Linked DNA regions of Mus musculus: regions 1, 2, 3, 5, 6 and 7 are each linked to region 4. The links are chromatin loops, found by intact Hi-C in ENCODE. Cell type or tissue: left cerebral cortex. All regions are shown on one strand.

Region 1 (4,000 bases), 180 kb before region 4:
GCGCTGGTCCACATCTCCCTCCTCTCCCTTCAGGACAGATTATTCTGAACTGCTACAACCCACACTCAGCCTGGTTTGCAGTGCACCCTCTTCTGTTCTCTCACATATGGCCGTCTGAAACAATTACATAATGAGACATATTATCAGGGCCTGCCTGTCAAGATGAAGAGACTATGAATAAATATTACCCACTTATTAGCTCCACCACTCCTGTGCTCACTGATCTATCTGTGCCTCTGAGATTCAGATTTTATTCTTATATCCCTGGTATCCTGTGTAATAAAACAACAGTGCATTACCAATACTCAGGAAAGGATTTGAAAAAAAATCAAAGGCCAGGCTGGAGCTGCGACTAGAGACAAAATATACCTACACCATGTTAAACACTGGGATCTGTCCCCTGTGTCACAGAAACAAACAAACAGAATCTTAAGTCCCCTTTGCTATTCTTAGGAAATGTGCTGACTTTTCTAAGGCTAATGATGAGCAGTTTTCTTTCTTATTTCATAAATATTGTCCATTACAAAGCTAAAGAAAAGTAGGATCTATCTCAGGAGATAAACACACATCCTAAGTCAGATATTTTTCATTTGTTTATTCAGTGTGTATGTGTACGTGTGTGAATGTGTGTGTGTGTGTGTGTGTGTGTGTGTGTGTGTGTGTGTGTGTGCGCGCATGTCACATCATATATGAAGGTCAGAGGATAATTTGCATTTCTCTCTACCATGGATTCAGGGTTTCCAACATAGGTGATCAGATCAGGGCTGGAAACAATTGCCTCTACCCTCTGAGCCATTTCACCAGCCATTGGGATTACTTGATGCTCAACAAGACATCCAGAAAGAGTGACTCACCTAGATCTCTAGGTCTGGCCATAATTTTGCCTTCATGTCTCTGAGTTGATTTTTTTTTTTACACTTGGAAAAGTGAACAAGAATTTAATGACTGAGCATAAAGGAGCATGCTAGCTGTCCTACTGCTTTTGATATAAATTGGAAACACTGCTGTTTTATGATAAATCTATATTTAGCAAATGGATCGTGCAAACCTTACATCACATGAATGTGGTTTGACACCATGGTTTGAAACAGCTGGGGGCCACATGGATGTGAATACTGACATGTGTGTCCAGTTGTTATGCCTTCCATGCCACTGACATCATTGATACCTCTAACAGCAAACTAAAACAGAAACGTTTTTGATCTGAAAGAGTTAATATTTCTCTTAAGCAGAGGTAGACAAACATTCTCATAAAGACCCATACTGTGAACATTTTTGGGATCCATGTTGTTCCTGACACAGAATTCATCCATCCTGTCTTTGGAGTGCTATATCACCACAGGACTTAAGTAATTATGAAAATTGGCTTACCAACAATGAAATTTAACATAGTTCTCATGACACAGTATATTATTGTTAAATATTTTGCACTCCTTTTATGTGTGTGTGTTTGTGTTTGTGTGTGTTACTCTTACAAAGAGACAATGCAGTGGATTTTGCTCATGAGCTACAGTTTGTTACGACTCTTCTAAACTATGCAATCAATTGCCAAGGACATCCTGACTTACAGTTTGGCTAAATTCGAGGTGAAGAAATCTTGAATGTTTTAAAAGGTACTATAAGCAGAAATAAATTCGACAATATACAGATGGAAATTATTTGTCCAAATCAGCCAAAATCTTAATCTCAATGATCACAGGCAGACAAGTGGGTCACATAGCACCAAAATTCCATCATATTATGGGAGCCAACTTTACAGCTCAAATGCAAAGTTGTTGGGTTTTGATTTTTGCTATGCCTTTTCTTTCCTCCTAATACCTAAGTAAAAGGAATATGGTATGTATTTATCCTTGATTGTGATCCTCAATATTCTACAGTTCCTAGAGAACTCTTTTCATACAAGGGCATGAAAATATAAAAGCCCAACTCCTCTGAATTTGTTAGATATATCTTCTCCGCTGATTATTAACAGTAGAATTGATTTGCAGGGTATTTTTTCCATGGAGAAGACAAATTAAAGATGAAAATCAGCAGGAGGGTGGTAGACAGTAGCAATATGGTGTGGGTGTAGACAAATCCCTGTGATTCATAGAAAAGTTAGGGCTCACAGATCAGCTCTGTTGTGAGAAACTGCCTCATTTGTAGAATAGTTCCCAGTCTTAGCTCATTAGAAAAAAATGCATAAAGTCTTACCTATTTTGGAGCTGAGCAGTACAAATCACAGTCCCAAATCCATGTTCCTTCTGTGTGATGCACTTTCTATTACCTTGCACACATCTGGGCTCTCAGCACCTGCCATGATGCCACTTTCTGGTTGACATATACCTAAGACATGTGAACACTAACACCCAAACTATGAAGCCAAGCACATTTGAGTGCCGGCTACAGCTGAAAGAATATGTTTCTATTCCCTGTCCATCTGTTCTTGGCAATAGAAATTTAAAGCTAAAAACAGAGAATAAGCTTCTGAGAAACAAGTCTAAATAGGGTGAAAGCAGAAAGATGGATGCCCTATGGTTTCGAATCTAAGCCATAGCTTGGTGATGCAGGTTCTATAGCTGAAAGGTTGTTTTTATTTGGGACTGCTTCCTGCTGCAACTACAGTGTAAAAAATTTTAAATGACATTCTTTTAGCATTCAGTTTATAATACGTTAGTTTGGCCATATATTCTTGTTTTAAGTGCTGCTGTTACACTTTCTAATGATCAGGAGTCTAGTTTTGGGGGGGTTGGAGTGCTCTTCACTGTGGTTGAATCCCATTGAACATGAGTCATTAAGAATTCAGAACTCCGAGCTATCAAACACTCCTTAGTAATGAGTGAAAGCTCTCTGTACAAGATGGATCCCACACAAACACATTTGCTTCTCCTCAAGTTTAACATTGACTTTACGGAGCTGCCAAGCATTTATCTTGTGTAATCACTGTGGCTTCCCACTGTGTGCCACCTCCTCCAGACTTCCTTTTGCCATTAAAACAGTACCAAATTATTTATTTACAGCTACAAAATACACCAAGAACTTAACAAAGAATACCACACTGAGCATGTTGGCATGTGCCTTTAATTTCAGCAGAACAAGAGTATATCTGTGTTTGAACCCATCCTTGTCTGAATATCAAGTTCAAGGCTACCATGTGTACACATAGGAAGAAAGAAAGAAAGAAAGAAAGAAAGAAAGAAAGAAAGAAAGAAAGAGAGAGAGAGAGAGAGAGAGAGGGAGGGAGGGAGGGAGGGAGGGAGGGAAGGAAGGAAGGAAGGAAGGAGGGAGGGAGGGAAGGAAGGAAGGAGGGAGGGAAGGAAGGAAGGAAAGAAGGAAGGAAAGAAGGAAAGAAAGAAGGAAAGAAAGAAAAAAACAAAAATAAAAATAAAAAGGCAAATGTGTGGTCACCACAGTATAAGCATCCTGTCAGAATCTCAGCACTCTGTTCTATAAATGAGCTAATACACTCTCAAAGTGTGGGGGCATGTTACCCTGAGAGTTACCTGGTTGGAGGAGACATGCTGCTTTCTGAATGACTACAAACCTTTAAAAGAACCTGTGACTTACAAAGTGCAATGCTTGCAAGAAATGCATCTATATTGGTATGCATCTCCTGAGCATAATACCAGGGTACAGTGTTTATACTTCAAAGTGAGCGGCTTCAACTTTGCCATTATCATTTTCCTTGGTATGTGAAGATTTAAAAAGTGAACCTGTGAATTTCAGCTTCTTTGTGTTGGTTTAGAAGAGGTATTGATGAGGCTTGCCTTGAGGTATATGCTTAATAGATACTAAAATGGTGGCACCTAGAAGTTCCAGTGCCTTTCTGGCGTTTCTATTAATAATAAAATGATGATGTTTGCAATATGCTAGTTGTCTTATCTGATCTTAAGTATCATTTTTGTAGAGTATATATATTCCTTAACCTGAGGAAATATTTCCAAAAACTTCTATCATTTCTTTAACTTCAACACTTACCTGGTATACAAGCCACTTGATAAAATAAGACTCCATCTTGATA
Region 2 (4,000 bases), 440 kb before region 4:
ATTGATCAGAATTAGTTCTAAAATGGAAAGGAAACATCATTTTTTGAAGTTATTTCTTTATCATTCTTATCATTATTAATTATTTTATTTTTTTACATCACAAATAGTGCCCCCCATCCCGGTTCCCCTTTGCAGAGTTCTTCTCCCCGCCCCATTACCCCTTCTCCTTCACCTCTGAGAAAGCGTTTCTTAAATGGCTAAAATTTCTGGAAAGATTTAGAAATTAAAGGCATAAAAACCTTAATGTGAGCATCACAGTCCAGTTTCTCAGGAGGACCCACCTTCTGACTTTGCCCTCTGGTAAGAACCCTTTAATAGTGATTACCAACCAGTATGTACTGTTGTCAGTAGTCGCTATTTCACAACATTCTCACTGCCGCCAAACTCTATCTTCCCCTCTCTAATGCATCCATTCTTATTCCCAGGACTCTGATTCTCCCATGCTTTCCTTGTCCTACTTCTGTGACTGTCATTGGAAAACCTGAGCTAATCATTAAGACCAAACTTGTAATCATCCTTGGTGAACAGTAAGAAGCAGAAACCCTCACAGGGGTGCAGACAGCTGACCCCACTCCGAAGCTGACTCCTGAGTACTTACGGCCAGGTGTTTGAACCGCAGAGCTTGCCCATCCTGTAGTGACAGAAGGCCTAAAGCAGACAGCAGATCTTTACCTTTTCACTTAATAAATCCCTTAATGATGGTTTGGAGTGTTGCTCAGTTGGGAAAGTGCCTGGCTAGCAAGCATAAAGCCCAGAATCTGATCTTTATCTGCCAAGTAAAACGAGGTGTGATGGTGCACGTCTATAGTCCCTGCACTTGGGAGTCAGAGGCAGGAAGATCATAAGAGCAAGGTCAACCTCAAGTATATAAGATTTCAGCCAGGCGGTGGTGGCACACGCCTTTAATCCCAGCACTTAATATATATATATATATATATATATATATATATATATATATATATATACACACACACATATATATATATATTATTTCAAACCCAAACCAGTGTGTGTGCATATACATTAATGTGTGTGATGTATGCTTGTCTCTGTGTAAAATGTATATACATATATATTCGTATATATGTGTTAGTGATGATACATTCTGTCTGTCTGTCTGTCTCTCTCTCTCTGACACACACACACATCTTCACTAATGAAGTGTTATGGAAGAGCAGATTTTATGAAGTAAGACTAAGGAAATGTAAGGAAATGTTTTGATTGTTGCCTTGCTGAAGCTGAAGAGAATATGTCTGTGAAAAACAAGAGGCTGGAAATGGAAGTATGAACATGCAGAATGGATGAAAGCAATGCCAAGCAATAAGTCAATACAGAGGAAAGGCTCCCTATGGGGTGATGATGACAATGACTAGACCAGTTTCCTATCTGTTGGATATGAGATATTGATGCACCATCCATACCAATGCTACAGATAGCAAACCAATTGAACAGTCATTAGGTAATCTGCATGCTGGAGCCGATCACCTACTGCCATGATTGGGTCACTTTTGTCCCATTATTTGCAAAACTGGAGTGATTCAGCATGGAGTGAACTTAGCATGGTCTAAGTTACTTAACTTAATTTGGTTATTTTAAATATAATTGATGTGTTATGTTCAAGTTATCCACTTAATATCATTGCTAAATTATATTTCATACTTTTTGAAAAAAATTATTAAGTTTACTTTGTGATTGTTCATTTTTAGTTGATATATCAAAAACAATGTATTTGAATTATTTGGTTATAGTTTATTTAAAAGAGCTTCTTATTAATAAAGAATAAAATTAATCAAACATTTCAGTTATTTTAATATAATTAATGTAGAGATGTAATTTAACTGTGATCTTCAAGGTGTAATTGTATATACATTTTGGAATTCAATTTAAAATATACATTTTTAGTAAGTTCTCAATATGTAAAAGAGAGTGAGGATATCAGAAAGGAAGGGTTGAAGGAAGGAAGGGAAGGGAGAGAGGGAAGGGAAAGAGGGAGGAAGGGATGTAAGGAGAGAGGGAGGGAAGAAGAAAGTGGGAGGGAGGGAGGGAGGGAGGAAAGAAGGAAGGAAGGAAGGAAGGAAGGAAGGAAGGAAGGAAGGAAGGAAGGAAGGAAGGAAGGAAGGAAGGAAGGAAGTCACTTTTTATAAGTCTCTAAAAGATTTTTAATACGTTGGTGAAATTGTAGAATGCAGCCAGCAGAGGGCGAGAGCGCATATGCACTCAGCATTGCTGTAGTTCAGCCTGCTAGAGAATGTTGGATGAGTCCTTGCTGAATATGCTCACTGGCAAACTCATTGTTTGGTTGTTGCGTTGCCAGGACTTAGATTATTTACATCAGTAGTCCTTCTCATGTGGAAGTATGCAGTTCTTCTAACGAAGTGTAATCTGAGTTGTGTTTGAATGCCAGCCAGTATGCTTGAGAGTCTGTAATAAAGCGCCAATGTCTCAGCAGTGTGCAGCAGGAGGGCAAAGGACATCAATGCACCCCACCCCACTGACTAATTAAAGAGCTTTGATCACATTGGATGAACAAGCCAGCCTTAACACGTGGAAGGAGCTTTGCTGCAGTCAAACTGAAAGTCTTAGGGTTGATACACTGACTTAATTGTAGATTACTAACTATTAAAAAAGCCAAAGTATGAGATTATTTTCTAATTGGAACAGAGTGTATTCTTTAAAATGTTTCTTACTTTTTGTAAGTAAATATATGGAGAAATTAACTATATCAGCATTCCTGTGACACACTATGATGCTAAATTTATTTCCAATATAATTATAATTTTAGAATAATATTTGACAGATTTTAATAATATAATAAATACCAACTTCTATTTAAGTATATCTTTACATTCTATCTTTGATATGTTTGTTATTTCAATTCTTCTTGTATAGCCATTATGAAAGCAAGCAAAAAGTTTTAACACAAAAGCAAGCTACTCGCAAGCAGAAACTGTGGGCTACTGTTCATTGGAGGTGATTAAAATACTATTTATTCTAACAATGCAGGTTCTTTTCCTACCATTTATCAGTATGCTGTGATCTCTCCTTATTGTGGTATACAGCACGCTCTTCCATTTGTGTGTATTTGCACATATGATGTATCTATGTGGTGTGTGAAATCTGCTTGCTTTTAAAAGCTGGTAGGAAGCACATTTGCTTTTGATCTTCTGTGTTGTCAATGCTGTCACATCCCTTTGTGATCCGACACACTGAGCATGTAGTAAACACCTTAAAAACCTGTGGGAAGTTCATTTTAATGTGTAGCAGCATGAAGGGTTGCCATTTCTCTTTTTCATTCAATGAAGTTCTAGAGCAGTGTTATTAGCAAAGATGACTATTATTTCAAAAGTGACAAACCATCCCACTGGTAGGATATATTAGTTTACCTCTAAAGCTGTTCCTTGTCTTCCACAACAAGGTGATAATTGGGTTTTCAGATTAGAATAAAATAATCATGTCACTTATGGAGATGTCTGCTAAAACATATTGCAGCCTCATAAAAATTTGAAACAATTAAAAGCTGCAAAATATGAACTCTTAAAGTGATTGGAGCTGCTATCCCAAGTTAGTCTAAGACTGGCATAGCTCCCCTCTAGAAGGCTAACAGTTGGAGAAACACAGTAAAAGGCAGTTAACTTTACAAGATGAGCACCCATGTGGAGTTTCGCTAGAATATCCGCTCTGTGGCATTTTAATAGGAGCTGCAAAAACACAACTTATAAAGCCAAGCCACTAGTGACTTTGACTTTCCCGAGGCAGACCTTTTCAACTAGCTTGGGCTTGATGATAACACATTGGCCTAAGGCTCTGAGCATGGCTTCTCTCACTTTAAATAACCAAAGGTAATTTCCTCTCCTTAAAATTCACAGGGTATTGAAAAATTCCCTAAATCCATTTCCTGAATCAAAATGGAGACTGTTCAGTGCACATTCATTTCAGGTGCTTTTAAATGTTCTGACTCAATTACATTCAGTAGAGAGGAGAATGCTTGGCGGTGTCACAT
Region 3 (4,000 bases), 190 kb before region 4:
TGACCCCTAGATGAAGAGCTACGAAAGAGGGAAAATTTGTATTTGCTGGAGAAAAGACTCCTAAATTGTTATCTAGTGCCAAGTGTTTAACTCCAAAAGCATATATATGTAGTGGGTTTGGCCTAATGCTGCCTGTATTCTAATGTTAATTTGGGTCTCCAAAATTGTTTGCATGAGAGAGTTGCACACCCTCACATAAGATAGTGAGGGATCCTGTGTCTAGTTGGTTCTGATTGGTAAATAAAGACGCTAGCAGTCAATGGCTGGGCAGGGCAGACAGAATTGGAACTTTTAGGATTTCCTGGGTTTGAGATTGGGGGTTGGGGGAAGGAATCCCGCTATGCTGTTGGAATGTGAAGGAGAGGGAGAAGTCTAAGATTAGAGCAGGACAGAAAGGCGGTCATGTGATGGAGCCAGAAGAACTCTGCCCAGAGCAGCCAAAATAAAACACAGAATTTAGCAAATTTTAACTCGGAATTATCAGTGGGAGGTAGATACCATCAGTAGTGGAAGTTAGACAGTAGCCCAGCTATTGTGCTGATTAAAGCATAACAAAGCAAAATGCTGTGTGTGTGTGTGTGTGTGTGTGTGTGTGTGTGTGTGTGTGTGTGTGTGTGTTGTTTTATTCGGGAACGTAAAGCAAAGCATTGTGGTGGGTAGCGAATCTGTTTTTGGGATTTTTTTAGTTAATTAATTTAACACATATAAGCAAACTTACTAAACAAACTTGGTATGTATTCATACATTTATTCATTATTATTAATTATAAGTAAAAAAAGAGGTTATGAATTTGAAATGGAACAAGAATTTAGGGAGGTTGGGGGCACAGAAAAAGGAATGAAGGATGCTATAATTTTATTTTAAGTAAAATAAAAAATATATTAAGTTTGTTCAAAGCAAAGTTCTGCCTTCAATAACACATTCAACTCTGTGTATGAGGAAGTGTCTTTGGCTCTCCCTTTCTTCATGGGAATTGGAAGTTAATGAACTATAATAAATAGCTACACTATGTCACTGCTGTTGCTATAGGTAATAGTGTCTTAGTCTTAGGTCTCTACCTACCCCAAGAGACTTCTACTATACTTCACAAAAGCTAAGACATTAGTTTTTAAGAAAGGTAAATTCTCAGGTGTTTCACATCTTGACAGTTGTTGTGTAGTTTCTTAATGAAAACTCCTATTCTCTAGGCCAACTACCACTTTCTAATTCTTACTCATTACCTCTGTTCCCTGAATTCAAAAGTTTTGTGTGTGTGTGTGTGTGTGTGTGTGTGTGTGTGTGTGTATTCTATGCAGAACAAATTCCCTTTGTTGTGTGCAAATTAGCACTCCTGTGTGAATCTGTTTATCCTCAAAAACTTGCTTTAATCCTTTGTTAAGGAATAGGAAAATGCTGAATAGATGCTGAGGTCAACTCTAAAATTGCACTGGATGGTTCATTTCTTTGACCCAATACCCACACATTTTGAGCCCAATGTTATAAGTTTATCAGTCCAAAAGTCTCATTTGGGTTTGGGGCAGACTAGGTCTATTTCAGACATAGTGACCTTAGTTGGCTGTATACATGAGGGAGATTCTGTGACCCATTTAAGCATCTGCTCAATAATTCGCACCTTGTTCGATGGATGCCTGTAAGTGTCAAACCAAAGCTGTTAGTAGGTATTCTTTGAAATGTGTATTTCAGCTCTACACTCACTATTTAAAAAAACAGACCATTCTAATAATTTTTTCTAATAAAGTCAATACTTATTCTGTAGTTTTACCTGAGAAAGAGAAAAATAAAAGAATAATAGGAAGGGCTTTCACAGGGGCTTTAAACTAGCTAGTAAAAGTGGCACTCGGAGCAAACACATTAAAATTCTATTTTCCTTTACAAGTGTTTGGTGCAGATGACCCCCACTGATCTTAAATATATTTCTGTATCTCTAACTGAATAGAGGTTTTCCGTACAGCATGTTCTAATGGCACTCTGGCCTTTAGCCAACAAGGCAGTGAATAAGGCTATTTTTAAAATACAGAAGCTGGGAACAGCTGCAGCAATCAAATTTGATAAAAACAGAGAGGAACTTTGCTTTTTTTTTCCCCTAACGGTTTGTCCAAGTTTAGTCTTCTTTCATAGAACTGCCTTTGTCCTGTTGTATGAAGGGCTACAAGACCAATACAGTGAAGCCCTTTTAAACAAATAACTTCTACAAGAATACAACTAAAAAGAATCATTTTCCTTTGTCCCAAGGATATCAATGCAGTGGTGTTTTGAACTTTTTTTTTAAAGTTTTACATTTTGTATGAGCATTCAGAAGAAAAGTGAAGCACATGAGTGAAGTCTACGATCAGAAAAAAAAAAAATCCCCAGAACAATTCCTTAAAAGGGAAGATGTAAAGTCCTTTGTTTCTTAGTGTTAAGAATGTTTGCTCTTGAACATCTCTTACCATCTCCAGTGTTGGAAGCTAGGGCTAGAGATCCTTCCAGGGGCTCAGTTTGCTCCTTGCATTAATATTTGTCAGCAGCATGCTGAACTTTTCTAAACTCTGAAATCATATCAGTACTGAGACTTTGCTGAGATAATGAATTGCTTTGTAAAATATAAGAAATTGTCTAACTCCTTCAGCAGGTCTGCATCGAATTGGCTCATTTTTCCCCTGTGTTTTTGAGACTCAAGATCTTTAGAAACTTGCAGTACAAGAGTAACAAATACCATGATATTACTGGACACTGAGAATTTGTATAGTGATAGGTGGTTAGTGCTGTCTAGGTGTTGCCTATGGAGAATGAGTTTTTCTGCTAACTCTGTAATTGACATGGAAGAAGATATTGTATTTCTTTTAAGTATTTACAAATGAAATTAATTTAAAATCCCATTCAAATAAAACTACTTGTGACAACATTAATCCAATTTAGTCCAGGGCAATAGTACAATTCTTTTTCTGTAGACATAAGGTCATGAAATAAAATTACCTTACAACATGGGAAAGAGGAGGGGGAGTTAGCTACAAAATGGAAGGAGTAAGGTTTCCATAAGACTATTCTTATTTGTTAACAGGCAGCCCATTAGATAAGATCGTCCATCTGTCAGCAATCTGTTATAAGCTTTCAAACAAATAAGACGAACCCAACAGGAATCTTCCCTGACCAGTATAATTCTTTCCTAGGAGCATTGATGAGTCAAGAATTGTTCATCTTTGTATAGCAGGTGTTGCTTCTAAGAAGGGAATTCATTTTTTGGGAAAACTGACTTTTCTTATCTGGGTTCATGAGGAGATATTCACTGTCTTTCATTAAAGCAAAAGTCCTTAAGCATTCACATGAACACATCTAATACACATACGAGAGAGAGAGAGAGAGAGAGAGAGAGAGAGAGAGAGAGAGAGAGAGAGATGCACATATACAGTTTTAAATAGGAACAATTATATTCTCAGTGCATAGAACCTTAAAACCAGTAAGCTTTCAAGGGATCTCTGGCAAGATACCAGATTTCAGGATATAATCCTATATTTTGTTGGCATTAAACATTCCAAGTAAGAAATTGTTGGAATTTGATTCTGCTTAGCAGTCTAACCTTTTCTGTGAAGACAAACTACCAGAGGAGGAAGATTTACTTTTGACCAGTGATGCTTTTATGCACAATCACTCCAGCTATAATCAAGTCTTTCAATCACTTACTAGAATATGCAATATTTATTTGTAAGCAGGATAGATTGAATATCGAAACAGCTCTGATATACAGAGAAACACTGAGTAAAAATCACTATGTTTCATCATTATATTTTGTCTTTGACCTCTCATCATTGAGTTTATGTGTTCAAGAGACCCATGCTATATATATATATATATATATATATATATATATATATATATATATATATCCCCTTTGGTACTAAAATGAAGGAAAGCAGAAGTATCTCTTTAAGTTCTACATTTTTAAGAAAATAACTAATGTTCTTCATTCTTCTAGAGAGTATTAGAAAATACAGATAGTGCTTTTAAAGGGCCACTGGATTTG
Region 4 (4,000 bases):
AGCATGATAGACCATCCTAAAAGAAGAGGCTTGTCTAGAGATGATGGACTTCGGGACCTAGAAATCGGCAATGTGTGAAAACGTGCACTAAAAGAAGCTGGGGAGAAAATGACACGGGGATAAATCCAAAGTAGAAATGACAGCTGCTGAGAGGAGACCGCTGAATAGTTTCTACACAGTGAGACAGCTTACACATTTACACAACCACGTGCTGAAGAGCAAGGAAAAGTTACTAGTCCTTTCTCAGCTTTCTTTCCACTCTCAATTCCCTCCTTTTCAGGATTTTTTCTTAGTCAGGGCACCCCGGGATTATACAATGTGAGAGTTCCATTAGCCTAGACTTACTTCCTCTCTCTCTATTGCTCTTCGATAGAAAGGTACTTCCCCTCCTCTACGGTCATTGGTACCAAGTGTGCAGAGGCGGAAAGCCAAAACAGAAACACACAGACACCTGCGCGCACCTGCAAAACAACAACAACAACAACAACAACAAAAACTTTTGTGGTTTGAGGAACTTGGGCCTTTGTTATGTATTTTTTTTCTCCTTGATCCGCCACGCCCCCAACCACGTGACCCAGAGAGATTGGGATTTTGTGAATGGAGCCGAAAGGTGGAGTGGGGGGGGGGGGGAATGGGCAACGCCCCCTGCTCGAAAGCATCCAATCCGCTGGCGGAGCGCTGCGGGGTCAGCAATAAACAACAATGGACTGGAAATCCACGGTTCCTCATTGGCTTCAGGGACAAGCTCCCGGGGCCTTTCGAGAAGCTCCGCCCTCTCCCGGTTGCTCTGGATACCTGTCCCGCTCTGGCCTCACAGAAAGGCTTTGGAAACTGTTACCGCCTTGTCTGGGGTTTGCAGACTGGCGGGTTACCCACGCTGTGCTCCCCTCTTCGGGTTGCACCCTCACAAAGTCTAGTAGCGTTCGAACGCACCCCTCGCCCGGGCTCTGATACTGTCCTCTCTCAAAGAGGACGCGCGCGGCGCCCTGACTAGGCTTGGGGCAAGCATTGTGTGTGCCCTGGAAGACTACACTTTTCCCTTGGTGAAGCGCAGAGTGGTTTTGTCATAAACTACGCTCTTTCTCGGCGGGTCCGGAGTACCAGGCGCGCACGCTCCCATTTTGATGTTTCCACCATGTTCCATTTAAGGGAAGAAACTTTCAAATAGAAATTGAGAACTGCAGCACATTGCTCAACGGGGCTAAACAGCTGCTGGAAAAGTCCTTTAGTCCCCAGCTCTGGTCCCCGCCAGGGTCTCAAGTGACTTTTAGCACCGTAAAGCCCCGGCCCCACTCCTCCCTGGCTTCCAATTCTTGGTAGGGCAGCGGCTGCAAAGGGGACACATCAGAACTAAGCTCTGTGGGCAGGCAGCTTCAGAGAGATTCTCGCTTCCAAAGGTCCCATCATTGTCCTTGTAACCCGAGCCCTCCCTGCTCTTCCCCCACTTCTTGGTGGAGGAAGTGAAATCTTCAAGTACAGTAAGTGACACCCTCCGCCTCTCTGTATACATAACAAAAGCTCCGGAAACGGCGGGGACGGGGGAGGGGTGCGGGAGGGGGGCATCTGAACTACCAAGTCCTCCCCCACCCCTCTGTGGCCACTGGAGGTTTTTTTCCCTCTCAGCACTCTCCAGGATGAATCTGATTTTTATACTTTCCTCGCCCACTCTGCTACGTACTCCTCCGGATCCTCTCTTCCAGCGCCACCTCTCCTTAGAAGCAGCTTCTCCCGCTTGCTTTCCTTACAATATTTTCATGTCCAACGGACGAAAGGAGATCATTTTTGTTGAAGATGTATTAAAAAAAATCTTATAAGCCCTATTACAGTGTTGAAAATGGAGAAAAAAAATAGCTTGGACCGAAAGCTTCTGAGGAGCAAGGCTGGAGCGTGTGGTGGGTGGACTCCGGGTCAAAGGTAGAGAAAAGGGATTGTGGACACTCGATCTGTACCCCAACCTCTACGACAGTGCTTTAAGGACATAATAATGGACCAAACAACGCTAGGAATGAGAACTGGTTGACTCGATACACTAGGTTTCAGTATCCCTCCGGTTTTAACAAAAACAGCGAGTTAGGAAGGAAGTAGTTTCCCTCGGTGGCTTTTCCTGGGTGCGGACCCTGCGACTTCTCCCAGAGTGGTCGCAAAGGCATAGGGGCGCAGGAGACCCAAGGGAAGGGGCCGAAAGCTGCCTGATTGACAGCCCGAAATCTGATCTTGTGAAAGAGACGTGGAGCCAATGGGAGGCAGCGATCCATCAGTTTGGATTGGAGGCCCCTGGAGGAGAAGTAGAGGAAAAACCACCGAATTCAGCTCTGTCAGAGGCGCTTTCGGCTTCCAAGGGGAAGTGCTGGGCAATAATTAATGTTTTTATTAAATTTGGAGGGAATTTTTTGCAGCCGTTCGCCTAGCGTGGCCTTCAGGTGGGTATTTCCAACAACTTTTTATGTCTCTCCAGATAATTGCATGGTTGTGGGTTGCAAAAACTATTCTTATGAAAGAGGTAGCTCCGTCTCTTTAGTCCCGTTAGGTGAAAAGCAAGTCTCGTTGATCGCCATTGCTAGTTTTGCCCACGTTTGCGAATCAGAGCCGCCTGGGGTACACTGACCGAGCAGGGAGCATCCAGAGTGTAAATAAATACATTGCCTCTTGTTAGGATTTTTGATACGACCGAAAGTATGTAAATTGTGAACTCTCTTGGCTCTCTTTGGATCCAGGTGAAGAAGGCGGCGTAGGGGAGGGTTATTTTTGTGAATGGGGCTGTCGAGGGTAATTAGCTATGCAAATGCAAGAGCTTCATTCATGATTTTTTTTTTTTTAAGCCTAAAAGCCATCTTGTTCCCCTCTAGGTTGATAGAAGTCCAGATCCCGAGGAAATCTCCAGCTAAATGCTCAAAATATAAAACACTGAGCTAATATTTGCGAAGAGGAGCAGAATGGATGGATTTTATGACCAGCAAGTGCCTTACGTGGTCACCAACGTGAGTGATCAGTTCGAAAGTTGCTGTTTATAAACTTGACTTGGACGGGGGTGGGGAGAGCGAGAGATGCGAAGGGAGGGGGCAGGGGGTTGGGACTGCAGACACTTTATCTGCTTTGTTGCCACTGTAGGGCGACTCTGCTTCTAGAAGCCCTATCTACAAAATGAGCTTACCTTTGAGTGATTCGGATAAGGCATAGTTTTGTTTTAAGACCTCTTCTTCTGGTTAATATGTCCACGATGAGTGCAAGAGGAGACGGAGGGCAGCAACAGCTGCACTCAAAGTTTGTGGCTGGGTTTATCTGCCACATTGAAAAGAACGAAGTTGAGACAAATGCTGACAATTTTGTGTTTACATGGGGTGTCTTGGGGGGGGTCTTCCCCCTCCCCTCTCATTTTCTCACTTTTCCCAGTTTTCCTTTGGCTTCTCTTATTACGGGTGGGGGTGCTGTCTGAGAGAATGGAATTCGCTGTTTTAATCTGGAGTTGATTCAGAAAAAAAAAAAAAGAAAGAAAAGAAAAACATTAAGCGTTTTAGCTTAATGTTTTGATGCTGAGATTACATGTAACTAGAATGAGGATAAGCAGGAGTGTTAGGACATGCTCTGGGAAGCAACTCTCCCTCCTCACTGCCTGCCGAACTCTCAGCCTGAGCCTCCACTGTCAAAGTCAGACAATATGTGTTGGAGTTCTCCTGTGAACTTTTTCTTTTCTACTCAGAGAGAGGATCCAGTAGGCTTAAGTTATGTATGCATTTTTTTTAAACGTGTGACATCTGAGGTTTATATTCTTTTAAAGGATTTTATCTTTCCCTTTGTAGAGTCAGCGTGGGAGAAACTGTACCGAGAAACCAACAAATGTCAGGAAAAGAAAATTCATTAACAGAGATCTGGCTCATGATTCAGAAGGTGAGGTTTGATTCTGAGCTGAACGCCTCTTTTTTCACTGATACTTTTTCCCCTCCAAAGGGGGACATCTTAATCTCATCGAAAAAATAGTAGACATTGAAATATGGACTGAAAC
Region 5 (4,000 bases), 150 kb after region 4:
GCCACACATGATTAATGAATCCCTTTGTCTCTTAACCAGGAGTTTCCTGTCTTCTGCCACCATCAATGAAGCAGAAACAGGCTAACTTATTAGTTTAAAATATGATAAAATCAAATTTCACTTCTAACAGCTAGTTGACACAATTTGCTTCCCAACTACTGCAGAGTCACCCAGCATCTTGTGTTTCTTCTGCTGGCTAAAGAGCTTCAGGGACACAGAAGTTTGCTATTTTATTACATTCCATTTGTTGTCTAATGAAACAGTGCACATATTTCAGGAAGTCATTAGCACTCACTGTTTATTGATTGAATTAGTGAAAGTATCAATACTGCCTGATTTAAATGTTCATTAGAAACCCTTAGAAAGAAATGGACATGTTTTATGCCTGAAATTCTGCATCAGCAAGAACTTTAATGTTTTTATTGTGAGGATTAAATAAGTCAGATTTTGTGAGGTCACACTTAGCTCACAGATACTCATAATTAATTGAATTCTTCTCCACCCCTTCATTTCAAATCACTTATTTCTTAAACTATATATAAAACTACTGTTCTCTGGACTGTTTTTCTCATATGAAGAAGAATTGAAAAATAGTTGCAGGATTTCTTAAAATGGTTTACTTTGGTAAGAAGTAGAGTAAAATAAAACATTCATATAAACTAAGTTTAAGGCATAGCTGCCTCTCTTGATTTCATTTGTGTGTGTGTGTGTGTGTGTGTGTGTGTGTGTGTATTTGGGGTGTAGGGGTGGGGCAGGATTCTTTCGAGGTATTTGAAACCTCGGTTCTCACACTCGCAAGTGCTCTACTATTAAGCTATAGTCCAGCCCTTCTCTTACTATCTTAAGTATTGGTATCATTGCTAATATCTGTAATTAGCAGAGAACTTTGTGTATGAAATGGCATTGGTAGATCTTCTCCTCTACTTTTGTTATACATTTCAGGAGCAACAATGTTCATAATGCACGAATCTTATAACAGTAAAGCTAGTAAGATTTTAGGTTAATAGTTGTTTTCAGAAGGTAAAAAGATCTGTAGTTACATAGAGACATTCAGTAATTAAACTGTCTCTATCCCAGAGGGATTGATTCCATGAACCCAATGGATATTGAAACACACTAATTCTGAAGTCCCTTGTATAAAATAATATAACATTGCCTGCAACCATTGTGTTCCCTCAACTTACTTCAAGTCACCTTTAGACTATTTAGAAAAACTAACACAATGATGGTGCTGTATGCATAGTTTTAATATTGTATTATTTAGGCAATGGTACTAGAGAGATACTGCACATGTTCAATGTGGATACATTTTGCTTTTGGGTTGGCAGTTGGTCAGGGAGTAACACTTGTAGGAGTACAACTTGCAGATATAAAGTACTGATCATTCTTGTCATTTGAAACTCCCTGTTCAAGCCTTATTGCCACCTAGTCTCCGTTCCCATAGCAGGCACACATAGTTTGATGGCTCTGCCCTAACAAGGCTTTAAAGTAAGCCATTGGGTATGAAGCAAGTAAAAACATCCAGCGTGATGGGTTTGACAGACTCTGAACTAAGAGCTGAGCTCCTTGGTTTTGGAAGGGCCGGACCCGTTTTGGTTTCAATTTTCTAATTTGTGGTAAGGAATACCTCAAGATTTAGTCAAGGATTAAGCCTGTGGTTTAACTTCCTTCTTCCTAAGAGTATGAAGTGTTTGAGTCAAGCCACCAACCCGTATCCCTGCAGATGAAACCTATTTGCATTTCTCATGCGTGTAAGCCCAGTAAATGTGATTGCTTCCAGCTCACTGCCACAGCACCACTCTGCTGCCATTCTTTTACCAAATAACGAAGCCTCAAACAGAGGCTCCGTCTGTGTGCTAAACAGGAAGCATGACTCACGCCTGGAACCCAGAGAGCCAGCAAACTGCAGCCGTGCTCTTAACTGGCTAAAAGGTCTGTTACCATAGCTTTGTAACATATATTCTAAGTGATGGCCTTCCCGACAGGCTTTCATAGGGAGCCTGGTTGAGGGCTAAGCAGATTGTTTTCGTTCCTAACCACAGCACCCTACTGGCCCTAGTGGAAGGCTCCTCACGGAATTTGATCTTTACTCGTTTGGCATCTGTGCTTATGTATTAGAATGTTTTTCTGCTGTTGTTAAAATGTCAACAACCAACCAACAAAAATCCCACGACAAATTATACCTCACATTGGTTTAGATACTTCACTCATGTATAAGTTAATGGATTTAAGGCAATGTTTGATGAACAGGTTTGGAGTTTTGTGTTTTTTCCAATAAATTCTTTTTTCCTTGCCTGTTAGTTCCTTCGTTTTGTTACAGGAAAATAGTTTCAGCTATGCCAAAATGCCCCACTCTAGCTACTGGGTTTGCAATACAGACCTTCTACATTTATGCAACTATAGAAGAAAAATACCACACTTTATAGTATGTATGTCTCTTGAATAATCACTAATCACCAGGCCCTTTTGAATTGGTGCAAAGTGCAGGCAGACTGAACCAGGCTACTTAGCACTCTTACCTCATTCCTTGTCTCTAATCTGAGATAATGCGGTGCCATTCACCAGTCACAGAGCCCCACAGCATGGCTCTTAGTTGGTGTTAACACAGATCAAAAACACAAGGCCACTGCCACATGAAATCTAATTTAACCCCTGAATTCAGGAGGATTGTGTTGGGGACTTCAGATTCACAAAAATTGTCATGTAACTTATTTTTTTTCCTTGTTCTTGTGAACTCTGTTCACTTCTGTTTCATGGAAGATCTTTGCAACGAAACTGCTCCTTGATTTCCGGTTTGTGTATATCCTTACCCCCGTCCCCCCACCCCTTCAAAGTTCTCATCTTGTCTCTGTAACATCAGAACCAAAAATAATTCAGTTGCTTTAAATGCCATATGGAATAAATAAATGTTTCTAAACAGATCAAATTAAATTCCCTGTAAAACTTCTCAGCATTGGTTGCTCTGATTAAATATGGAAGAGGAGCAAAAGCCACAGCATTGGCGGGCTTATAAAAGAGAAATGAAAAGAATCGGAAAGCAAAAGACTAAAGTCAGTTGGTGAATTGGAAAGTGATGTAGTATTGTTATTTTTATAACTTCCCAGATTAAAATAAAAACTACGGGCTTGCAGCTGAAAATTATCCGGTCATCACAGCCTGGCAGGGTACAAGGGCACATGTGCTATGTGGTTGGAGAGAGTGGCTATTGGGAGTCCTGCACTACATATGGAAACAGCTATATTTGGAGGAAAATGCTATCAACCAAATAAAACCCAAGGAACAAATTTTGAGCCAGGAAGCACTGTGTCCCAGGTGTTGAAAGGGAATCAGAAAAAGAGGAAGAAGAGATGGCACTTTCCAGACTAGAGCTCTTTCTGTTAACTAAAATATTTCTTTTAAATATAGGAACCCAGTTTTAAAGGAAGGACAATTGCATTAGGCAGAGGGGCTGCTTCTGAGCAACGCTGTCTACCAGGGGTGAAGAAGCAGTGACTAACAGATACTGTGTTGCTAATTTTTCTGTTACCAATCACGAAAGCCAAAAAGAAGTTATTAAACATTATAATTTTAATTTGTATATAAAGTATCGGGAGAATGGAAAAGTATTCATATCAGGCAGAGCCAATATGCCAGGTGGTGTGGCTTTCCATCACCCTTTCTCCTGTGCTTTGAAGTCTCCTCTACATTAAGAGTGTGAATATCTCTTGCGCGCCGGACTCGACCAGCAAGAACGACGCTGCAACAGGATCCTTCTGCACACGTTTATTGGGAGAGCTTGATTGCAGAGGCGAAAAGACCCCGAGCCCAGAACTGGTGCTGCTTATATAGGCCTAGGAGAGGCGTGTCTCACACCCGGATTGGTTATGCACTACGCCTCATTTGCATGTTCCTCATCTGATTGGCTACTCTCTCTCTGTACCTCACAGAGCCTCATTATCATACCTCATTTGCATGTCTCACATCTGATTGGTTATACTCTCAAAGCCTCATTATCATGCCC
Region 6 (4,000 bases), 710 kb after region 4:
AGTGAGAAAGTTAAAAAAAAAAAAAGTTACAGGTTTCCATACAGTTGGTGCACATTGTCTGCTCTGGCACCTAAGGACATCCCTATGTATGCTCTCACTGACCCTGTGCACAGATATTCTGGACCACAATATTACACACAAGTGCTACAACACACAGATCGCATTTCTACCACAGGACAGTTTCCAAACCTGAATACTCTGCAAACGAAAGTCACAATATATGAAAGCATAATCTTTCTGGTTCTATCTGATAGATCTGTGTTAAAATAAAATGACAAATAATCTTACCACATGATTTTGACACATGAAAGTCATAGATTTTTTTTTTTTTTTTTGTAATTTAGCAACAACAAATAATACTAGGTGCTATCTTTTTGCAGAACTCATCAGACATTTAGGAACATTTAGCCTAATGCAATTCTGCTTTTCTCTATGATATTACATCTGTAAAGTTACTAAGTTCTTAACAACAACAACAAAAATTAAGCAAAATCTGAATAGAAAAAAATAACATATACTAGAATATAGGTAAAAAATATGAAACCTTTATAATTAAATATCATTTGAAACAATTGATAACTTCAAGGCTTTTTTTTAGTACAGAGGCTTTTTGGTGGCATTTAATAAAGAGAAAAACCAAGGGAAACAACACACGACTACTGGTATAGTTGAGACGCTTAAGCAACTTTGACTGTGGTGCATACATATGGTGTTATGCTTTGAGGAACACTGAATTATCTTGGCAGGAGTTACTTTTCCATTCTTGGACAATAACACTGGAACAACTTCCCAAAACATGCAGCATCTCCTGGCACGCACACCCCGTCCGTCTGCCCATTTGTTCACAGAGATTCTTTCTCTTTTCCTGCAGAAATGAGTTGCCCGTGTAGAGATGAAAACAGTGGACCAACAGAACCAGAATTAGGGCTTGCAAGAGCATCCTCCATTTAGGTCGACTGCATCTCTGTCATCGACTGACAAGTTTTTTACATGATTTCTAAAACCTCTGCCAGTACAATGCTCTTGTCACACTTACATTTCTCTAATTTTCCATAACTGATCAAAAATTGGTAAAACTTCATCCATGAAGGTTAGGGAATGTTATCTCAGTGCCATTTAAAATACTTTGAACAGTGCTTTCCTTCACAACTGCCATTAAAATAGCATGGGCCTACAAGAGTTCGATCCCACCCTTCTCATTCTGGGCACTGTGTTAATTTCCCCCCATTCAGCTATTCCAATATAACAAATGGGCTTTATCTCCTTGGATCAGCTCCTTCCTCTAATGCAGACAACTTAATGGATTTTAGGTCTAAATAGAGTATGGCTCGTTTCTGAGTATTAATTTCAACTTTAGTTATTGTAGAAATTATGTCCTCTCATGACGTGAACGACGCTGACCACTAAAACAGAGTGGCCTAATATATAACCCAAATTAGCAAATTTTGCCTAGGCAGCAAAGTTTAGTTGGCTCTAGTTTCCCTCTTGACAGGTCATTTTCAAAGCAAGTTCCCCATCTACTGGCAGGTCCCCATCATGGTTCTATCTTCCCATTGCTAATTTACTATATGCATTCGAGTAATATCTTTAAAAACAGTTAATTTTCTCTTCTCATCCCACTCTATGTCATGGATGCATGTCAGGTTTATTTTCTCTGTTAATGTATGAATTTGACACCTTCAAATAGTCAAAAGAGAATTCACTTTTGATTGTTGTTGGAATAAAAACAAAGGAGAATACTGGACATAAAAAGCTGCCTGTAAATTATAAACATGTTGTTAGTAACATACAAAGGGAGGCAAAAATTGCTTGCACAGGTTCCCTTTATTGTAGAACTGTACCAAGGAACATAATGGGTTTCCCTGTACTTAAAGCCATTTGTAGGGTGTAGGCCCTCATTCATGTTTCTCATCCAGTATTTGAAGATGGCCTCAGGGTGATATTTCTCACCTAGATGTACCATTTGATTAGGATCATCTTAGCCTCCTTTTCTACCCACTGTTACCACTAAAATATCCTCTTACAGTTGTCCCAGTGGTTCCTCTCTTGTTTTCTACTAATGCATAGGTCCTTATAGAATTACTGGATAAAAAAGGTATATCATTGTCCATGAAAATATTAAGCATTAGTGGAGATTGTATGAAAGTGTTTGTTATTATCACACAACTCTGTCCACCTGCTATTTCTATCTGCAAATTTCTGACATAGAGTTCTTCATTGTTCTTGTTTCTTGCACATCAATAAACAACAACAGCTACAAGACTTGGGGATCCCTCTGGTGCCACAAGAGTCCCCCCCCCCCCAAGTTACAGAATTCTGGTTTCTACAATGTAAATATTCTAATCTTTCTATTTTATAGGTGAGAAATATGAGAGTCATGAACAGAAAAAGTAGGCTTCCAAGCAAAACTTGGATGCAAATGCCCATCTGCTACTTAACTGCTTTGTTGTCCCTGGCCAGTGATGATGTTGCTAAGTGAGCACATTAATTCTGCAATGTAATAACATTACATTGTGAACTACGTATATAAAGATACTCATGATAGTAGGCCCTGAGTGACAGAAAAAATGAAAACAGTTTCATAGTGAGTTAAAATGAAAAAACAATGAACTCATCTTGAGGCAAGGTTTACTAGCCCAGGGACTCAGGATAACAATGTAGAATCAGAAAAACAAGTGAAAGCTGTGTCTGACCAGGTCTGTAGTAATTATCTGATTTCTCAACAAGTAGAAAATTTAAGTGTAATTAGTTAATTGAATAAATCTGTATTACTCCTCCAAGGAGTAATTCTGGCCATTGTTAAAATAGTAGTTATCAAACACATGATTATAAAATCATAATTACAGTTTTACCTGTATCATCTCAGACAGCTTAAAACTATGTGAAAAATATTCCAGCATATTGTTTTCTCCGGCTTCTACTCAAGATAAGTTTCTAAGATAAGTACTCAGTTGCTTCAAAGTAAAATTGACATCTGAGGCCCAGAAGGTGCATAAATCAGTATGGTAAACTATTTAAAAAAGAAAAAAAAATAATAACACGGGTGTTTTGTGCTAGGCTGTTGCTCAAGGCTCTCTGAGAGTTTCCAGAGAGCCACATGGTTTTGGTGAAACACATTCTAGTGTCTGTATTCACTGATGGACACAATGTCAGCTAATAACTCACCTCAAAGGACATGAATTGAAATGTGCAGTAAAAACATAGACACTACGAGCTTTATCCAACACAAATCTTTCCTAGTGAATTTCTCTTTCCGTTGTATTGACTTTAGAACACTATGGGTCTCAACCTTTATTATGCTGCAACCCTTTAATACAGTTCCTTGTATCGTGCTGACTCCCAACCATAAGATTATTTCCTTTCTACTTCACAGCTGTAATTTTGCTACGGTGGTGAATTATAATGTACATACCTGATATGCAGGATGTCTGATGTGTGACACCCAAGGAGGGGTCACAACTCCCTAATTGAGAATGACTCCTTTAGAAAGTCACTGCCCCCATCTCAATGTTTTGAAAATCAATAAACATTTCTCAAACCAAAAAGGAGAGGTTTTAGTAAATAAAAGAATAAACCATCATAACAGCTGTTTCAGCCTCATCGTGGAATCTAAGACTCCTAAACTTACTCTGTCAGCTAAACAATCAGCAGGTTTTAAGAACATACTTATCAGGATGGACACGTGCTCACAGCTTTTCAAACCCAACACTGATAATAAATGATATTTTAAATACAGTAATACAATAGTTCTTACTTATTCAATATTTAGAGCACTTCCATTAGGGCTTTTTAAAAATGCCTATAACAGCTTTGAATATAAAAGAAATTTGGTGGAGAAAACTTCACAGAACACTTGCCAATAATTTAAAAATTTTAAAAGGTCAATCGTGCCACCTAGTGGCTACAGATGGGAGCCATGGTTTGAAAGAAATGGTTTATGAAATCTAAATCATGTAAGGGTTTTGCATTGTGATTTTTTTTCAAAATATAAACAATGTAA
Region 7 (4,000 bases), 640 kb before region 4:
TAAGCCAGGTGTGGTGGCACACGCCTTTAATCCCAGCACTCGGGAGGCAGAGGCAGGTGAATTTCTGAGTTCAATGCCAGCCTGGTTTACAAAGTGAGTTCCAGGACAGCCAGGGCTATACAGAGAAACCCTGTCTCAAAAAACCGAATATATATATATATAATGTCATAAATGTATATAATTTATAAATGAATGGGATCTTTTTAAGGTTATATAACATTTATGAAATATCACATAAGAGAAACATTTCTGATGGTCATGTTGGAAGGTCCAGATATACTAGAATAATCTCCATGTTAAAACAAACAAATAAAACAATAGCAACAAAACTATCTCAGAACTTCTATAAATTTTTAAGGGTGTGAATATTTTGAGGCAGATATAATTGACTGAAACAAGATAACTTTCAAAGAAGAGGAGTGGTATAGTAGAAAGGATAGGTTTTTGCTGTTTACAAAATGGTTATTAGGGGAAAACTCATAATATGAGTACTACTATAAAATAAAATAAAAGATATGTGTTCTTCCTGGCTGTGGTCAGAACTCACAGACAGGATATCTTAGAGTTTTATTAATAAACACCATAAGCATTACATATATTTCATTCATATTTCAAGAAGTAGATTTTTAAGTTGTTGGTCTATTTCGTTTTAAACACTTTTTCTGTATATTTATGAATTCTGAAGTGGAACGGTCTTCTCATACACAAGTGCATGTGACCCCTACTAATATTCAGAGTGAAACCACAAGACGCAGAGATGCACCCCAAGTGTGTTTTTGTTTTGTGGCATAGATTATATACATACATTTATACATACATTTACTAGTATGAATGTTTTTTTCATATATATTTTTGTTTCCTGGCGCCATATGTTGCCTAGTGAAAGTGGTTGTTTGAAGAAACAATATCATGATGGAAAATGAAGGATGAATTTCCCTGAAAGTCTGGCACGGATGATGGAATCTATTCTCCAGCAGTAGACAAATCTACCATTTAAAGTTTAGATAAGCCAATAGACAAAGCAGTATTAAGCACACAGACATTTACTCCCATGCCTGCCAGCTGCTCTCATGCCTATACTTTATGAAATATAGACCTCTTCCTTCTAGCAAATGACACAAAGCCACTTGGCAGTCATCAATTTGTCTTTAATATTTTTGTCATCTGGGAATTATTGTGAAAAATTTGAGCAAGGACTGATTTAATTAAGCATTTCCTGTTCCTGCTACGCCATGACAGAGGAGCCTTGCCTTCTCATATGCATACTATTTCCTGTACTAATTGGCCTTTTGCATTCCATGATAAAAACAGCCGACTTGGACTTTTTTCCTTGATGCGGCTGATTGGATTGATTAGAGAACAGTGGATGCGAAATGAGCATCTGTTAATGCCACTCTTCCCTCGTAAATGTGCAATCAGGACCAGGGTCAGCTCTGAATCTGTGTACCTGTTTCCTTTCAGTCTGCAAGTACACGGTCCATGAGCGCTGTGTGGCCAGAGCCCCGCCCTCCTGCATCAAGACATATGTGAAGTCCAAGAAAAACACAGACGTAAGTCTGGCCACACAGGCTTTCCACATGTGTCACTATGGATAGCGCCTCTTACTGCCCTGTTATTCTGTTCTAGGTCATGCACCACTATTGGGTCGAAGGCAATTGCCCAACCAAGTGCGATAAGTGCCACAAAACAGTGAAATGTTACCAGGGCCTGACGGGCCTGCATTGTGTTTGGTGCCAGACCACAGTGAGTACCATGACAGCACTGTACCGGAAGGCCATCAATATTGGAATAAACCACCCAAAACCTTGGGCGGGTGGTGGTGGGGTGTTCTAATTTCACCTGCCAGAGAATCAGATGTGTCCTCATAGGACTAAGGATTTTAGAGATGGTGACTTCACAAGCTTTTACAGAAGGGCCATTGGAGTGGGTTCTAGCATTTCCCAGGAAAGCAATCAGAAACCACAAATGAGAGTGGGCAAACAGAAGAGGGTCATTACTGCCACACAAAACTATTTTCCCATGTATGTTCCTTACCTCCAGGTACTTTGTGAACTGCGACACAAGAGGTCTTGGTGTAGTAATGATTAGGGAAAAAGCACACTGGCCAAAGATTTAGGATACCACCTGGTTGACTGTCAAACTGCTTCAAATAAACTTGGGAATAAACATAGTTATTATATGGCACTACTATATCTTTTTAATTTCTGAAATTAGCATAAACAAACATTTCTTCCTTTTGAGCAGAATAGCTTCTTAGTTCTTCAGTTCTTTGCATCCTTTTACCAGAATAAACAGCAGAGGGCACTGTAATAGTTGGCAAATCAGGTTATGGTAGAGCTACAAGGTTCTGTCCAAACCTACAGGTTAAAAAGTATTCTTAAATGACACAAACAGAGAGAGAGAGACAGAGAGAGAGAGAGAGAGAGAGAGAGAGAGAGAGAGAGAGAGAAATAATTTAAAAAAATCAAGTTGAGTTATATTTCAAACTGAAATTAAGTGTTTGCAGATTTGAAGAGTTTGGTTATTATAATAAAATGTAAGAACATATCAATGCTCAATTTTAAAAAAAAGACCATAACAAAACAATTATATATATTAAAAATACATTTGGGAAACTAATTAGAAGACTATGTAATTTTTCTTGTCCCAGAAGCCTAGTTCCAGCCCCACAGCATTTTACACAGCATATCTTAATTTTAACATAGGCTAAAATTTTAAAATATCAGTATTGACTTTTTCACTTTTATCAGATTTAAAAGCAATATATTGAATATGTTGTGTTATTATTTTTACTATTCTTATTACTACTACTATTATTATTAGATTTTTTTTTATTCCTTAACAGATAATATTTATGAGTGCCTATTAAGCTTTAAAGACAGGAATTAACCTGCGTGGTCTGTAGCCCCAAGCTCTCCGGGGGGGCGTGGGGGAGGGTGTCAGAAGTTTGCTATTCGAGTCATTTCTTCCTCCCACTTTGTTTCCTGGAGTTTCTCTGAGTACTTTCAGAATTCTAACTTAGAGCAACAGTAGGGTCACCTTTATTAAATTTATTAATTTTGTGGCTAGTGTCAGAATATATTCACCTGAAAATATTTATATACTTAGTATTATTCATTGCTTTCTTGAGCTGCTTTATGGAAACGTTAGCCTAAGACTGTCCCTCAACTAAAGGTGCCTGATGTGACAGATCTCTAAAGAACCAAATGTCATCTTCACCCTCTTGGAGCCAGGAGAGGGCAGGAATGTGGTGCTGCCTGTAATGGGCTTTTTAAGGAACCACCTGAGTAGATTCCAAGAGAAATTTGCTTAAACAGAAGATCAGAGAATGAAGCAGAGCTGCACTTCAATCTTCCTCCAAAACCTATTGCTCACTTAGCATGACTTGAAATCACAACTTGAGAAACGCAGAGTACTAACATGCCCCGAGTCATTTATAAACTGTGCCACTGTATCCATTGATTGCCTCAGTCTGGGACAATATTCTTACACTGTAAAATAGAGTTGATAATACCTAACCAGTAGGATTGTTGTAAGGATTAAATGGGTAAAAAGTCAGTGTAGATACGTTTACAACTGGAGCACATACTTAGTAAATGCTTAGTGACTATTCTATCAACTTAGTGGGCAATACTTAAAATGAGATGTGGTGCCTATTGTGAACCCTGGTGTCCATGGGGCATGTCATGTGTAAAATTCAGGGTATGGCAGTCTCATCTTGGTAAGGATTTATAAATGAAAATTTCCCAGGCAGGCCTAGTCAGAATGACAGCTTGCATCCTTAAAGACCATAGGAAATTGTGTGGCTTCAAGCATCACTAACTTTTATGTCAAGGTCCATAGACTTGCATTTTCAAGAGCAACTCCTCAACTCTTACCCTGCTATTTACAAGTGCTGATCCTCAAATGATGTTTCCAGTTACTATGCGAGTTAGAAGTCAGGTTTTTCTTGTCTTTCACATTTTTCTCCTTCATATAGCCTAGTGCTAAGCCCTTACAT

Evidence for each region. A loop is a pair of places that touch in the nucleus more often than their neighbours do. Peaks named below come from ENCODE experiments on the same cell type or tissue, not always from the same donor. Only the 100,000 strongest peaks of a DNase experiment are listed, where the experiment ranks them.
Region 1: it touches region 4 in a loop (3-fold over the local background); 7 of 42 quality-filtered maps call a loop at or near these places.
Region 2: a loop joins it to region 4, with 12 times the contacts of the local background. A loop is called at or near these places in 9 of 42 quality-filtered maps.
Region 3: it touches region 4 in a loop (6-fold over the local background); 7 of 42 quality-filtered maps call a loop at or near these places.
Region 5: a loop joins it to region 4, with 2.7 times the contacts of the local background. A loop is called at or near these places in 8 of 42 quality-filtered maps.
Region 6: a loop joins it to region 4, with 8 times the contacts of the local background. A loop is called at or near these places in 8 of 42 quality-filtered maps.
Region 7: a loop joins it to region 4, with 6 times the contacts of the local background. A loop is called at or near these places in 6 of 42 quality-filtered maps.

The regions. Positions count from the first base shown.
Region 1 is chr12:38,598,255-38,602,254 of GRCm38, forward strand. All of the region lies in intron 23 of Dgkb (diacylglycerol kinase, beta), which reads left to right. The region is part of intron 1 of 4930428E07Rik (RIKEN cDNA 4930428E07 gene); the gene reads right to left. Among named protein-coding and RNA genes, the nearest start is that of 4930428E07Rik, 14 kb to the right of the region's middle. In left cerebral cortex, no CTCF peak of the experiment used is centred here; DNase peaks (open chromatin) are centred at 56, 2,303 and 2,857; H3K27ac peaks cover 1,179 bases.
Region 2 is chr12:38,340,519-38,344,518 of GRCm38, forward strand. The region is part of intron 21 of Dgkb (diacylglycerol kinase, beta); the gene reads left to right. Among named protein-coding and RNA genes, the nearest start is that of Gm52011, 26 kb to the right of the region's middle. In left cerebral cortex, a CTCF peak has its summit at 2,201 (motif pointing right); a DNase peak (open chromatin) is centred at 2,225.
Region 3 is chr12:38,592,265-38,596,264 of GRCm38, forward strand. The region is part of intron 23 of Dgkb (diacylglycerol kinase, beta); the gene reads left to right. The region is part of intron 1 of 4930428E07Rik (RIKEN cDNA 4930428E07 gene); the gene reads right to left. Among named protein-coding and RNA genes, the nearest start is that of 4930428E07Rik, 20 kb to the right of the region's middle. In left cerebral cortex, no CTCF peak of the experiment used is centred here; DNase peaks (open chromatin) are centred at 363 and 1,995.
Region 4 is chr12:38,778,002-38,782,001 of GRCm38, forward strand. It overlaps Etv1 (ets variant 1), which reads left to right and starts at 2,081. Exons shown (of 13, transcript NM_007960.5): 1 at 2,081-2,420; 2 at 2,847-2,978; 3 at 3,798-3,885. The coding sequence starts at 2,934. In left cerebral cortex, CTCF peaks have their summits at 770 (motif pointing left) and 2,273; DNase peaks (open chromatin) are centred at 189, 741, 1,059, 1,676 and 4 more places; H3K4me3 peaks cover 3,887 bases; H3K27ac peaks cover 3,051 bases.
Region 5 is chr12:38,927,312-38,931,311 of GRCm38, forward strand. No RefSeq gene overlaps it. Among named protein-coding and RNA genes, the nearest start is that of Gm34611, 22 kb to the left of the region's middle. In left cerebral cortex, no CTCF peak of the experiment used is centred here; DNase peaks (open chromatin) are centred at 1,810 and 3,245.
Region 6 is chr12:39,492,528-39,496,527 of GRCm38, forward strand. The region is part of intron 2 of Gm34923 (a long non-coding RNA gene); the gene reads right to left. Among named protein-coding and RNA genes, the nearest start is that of Gm34923, 32 kb to the right of the region's middle. In left cerebral cortex, CTCF peaks have their summits at 1,510 and 3,894 (motif pointing left); DNase peaks (open chromatin) are centred at 804, 1,486 and 3,885.
Region 7 is chr12:38,137,944-38,141,943 of GRCm38, forward strand. It overlaps Dgkb (diacylglycerol kinase, beta), which reads left to right. Exons shown (of 26, transcript NM_001361686.1): 11 at 1,462-1,550; 12 at 1,627-1,743. Among named protein-coding and RNA genes, the nearest start is that of Gm52011, 230 kb to the right of the region's middle. In left cerebral cortex, a CTCF peak has its summit at 2,287 (motif pointing right); a DNase peak (open chromatin) is centred at 2,300.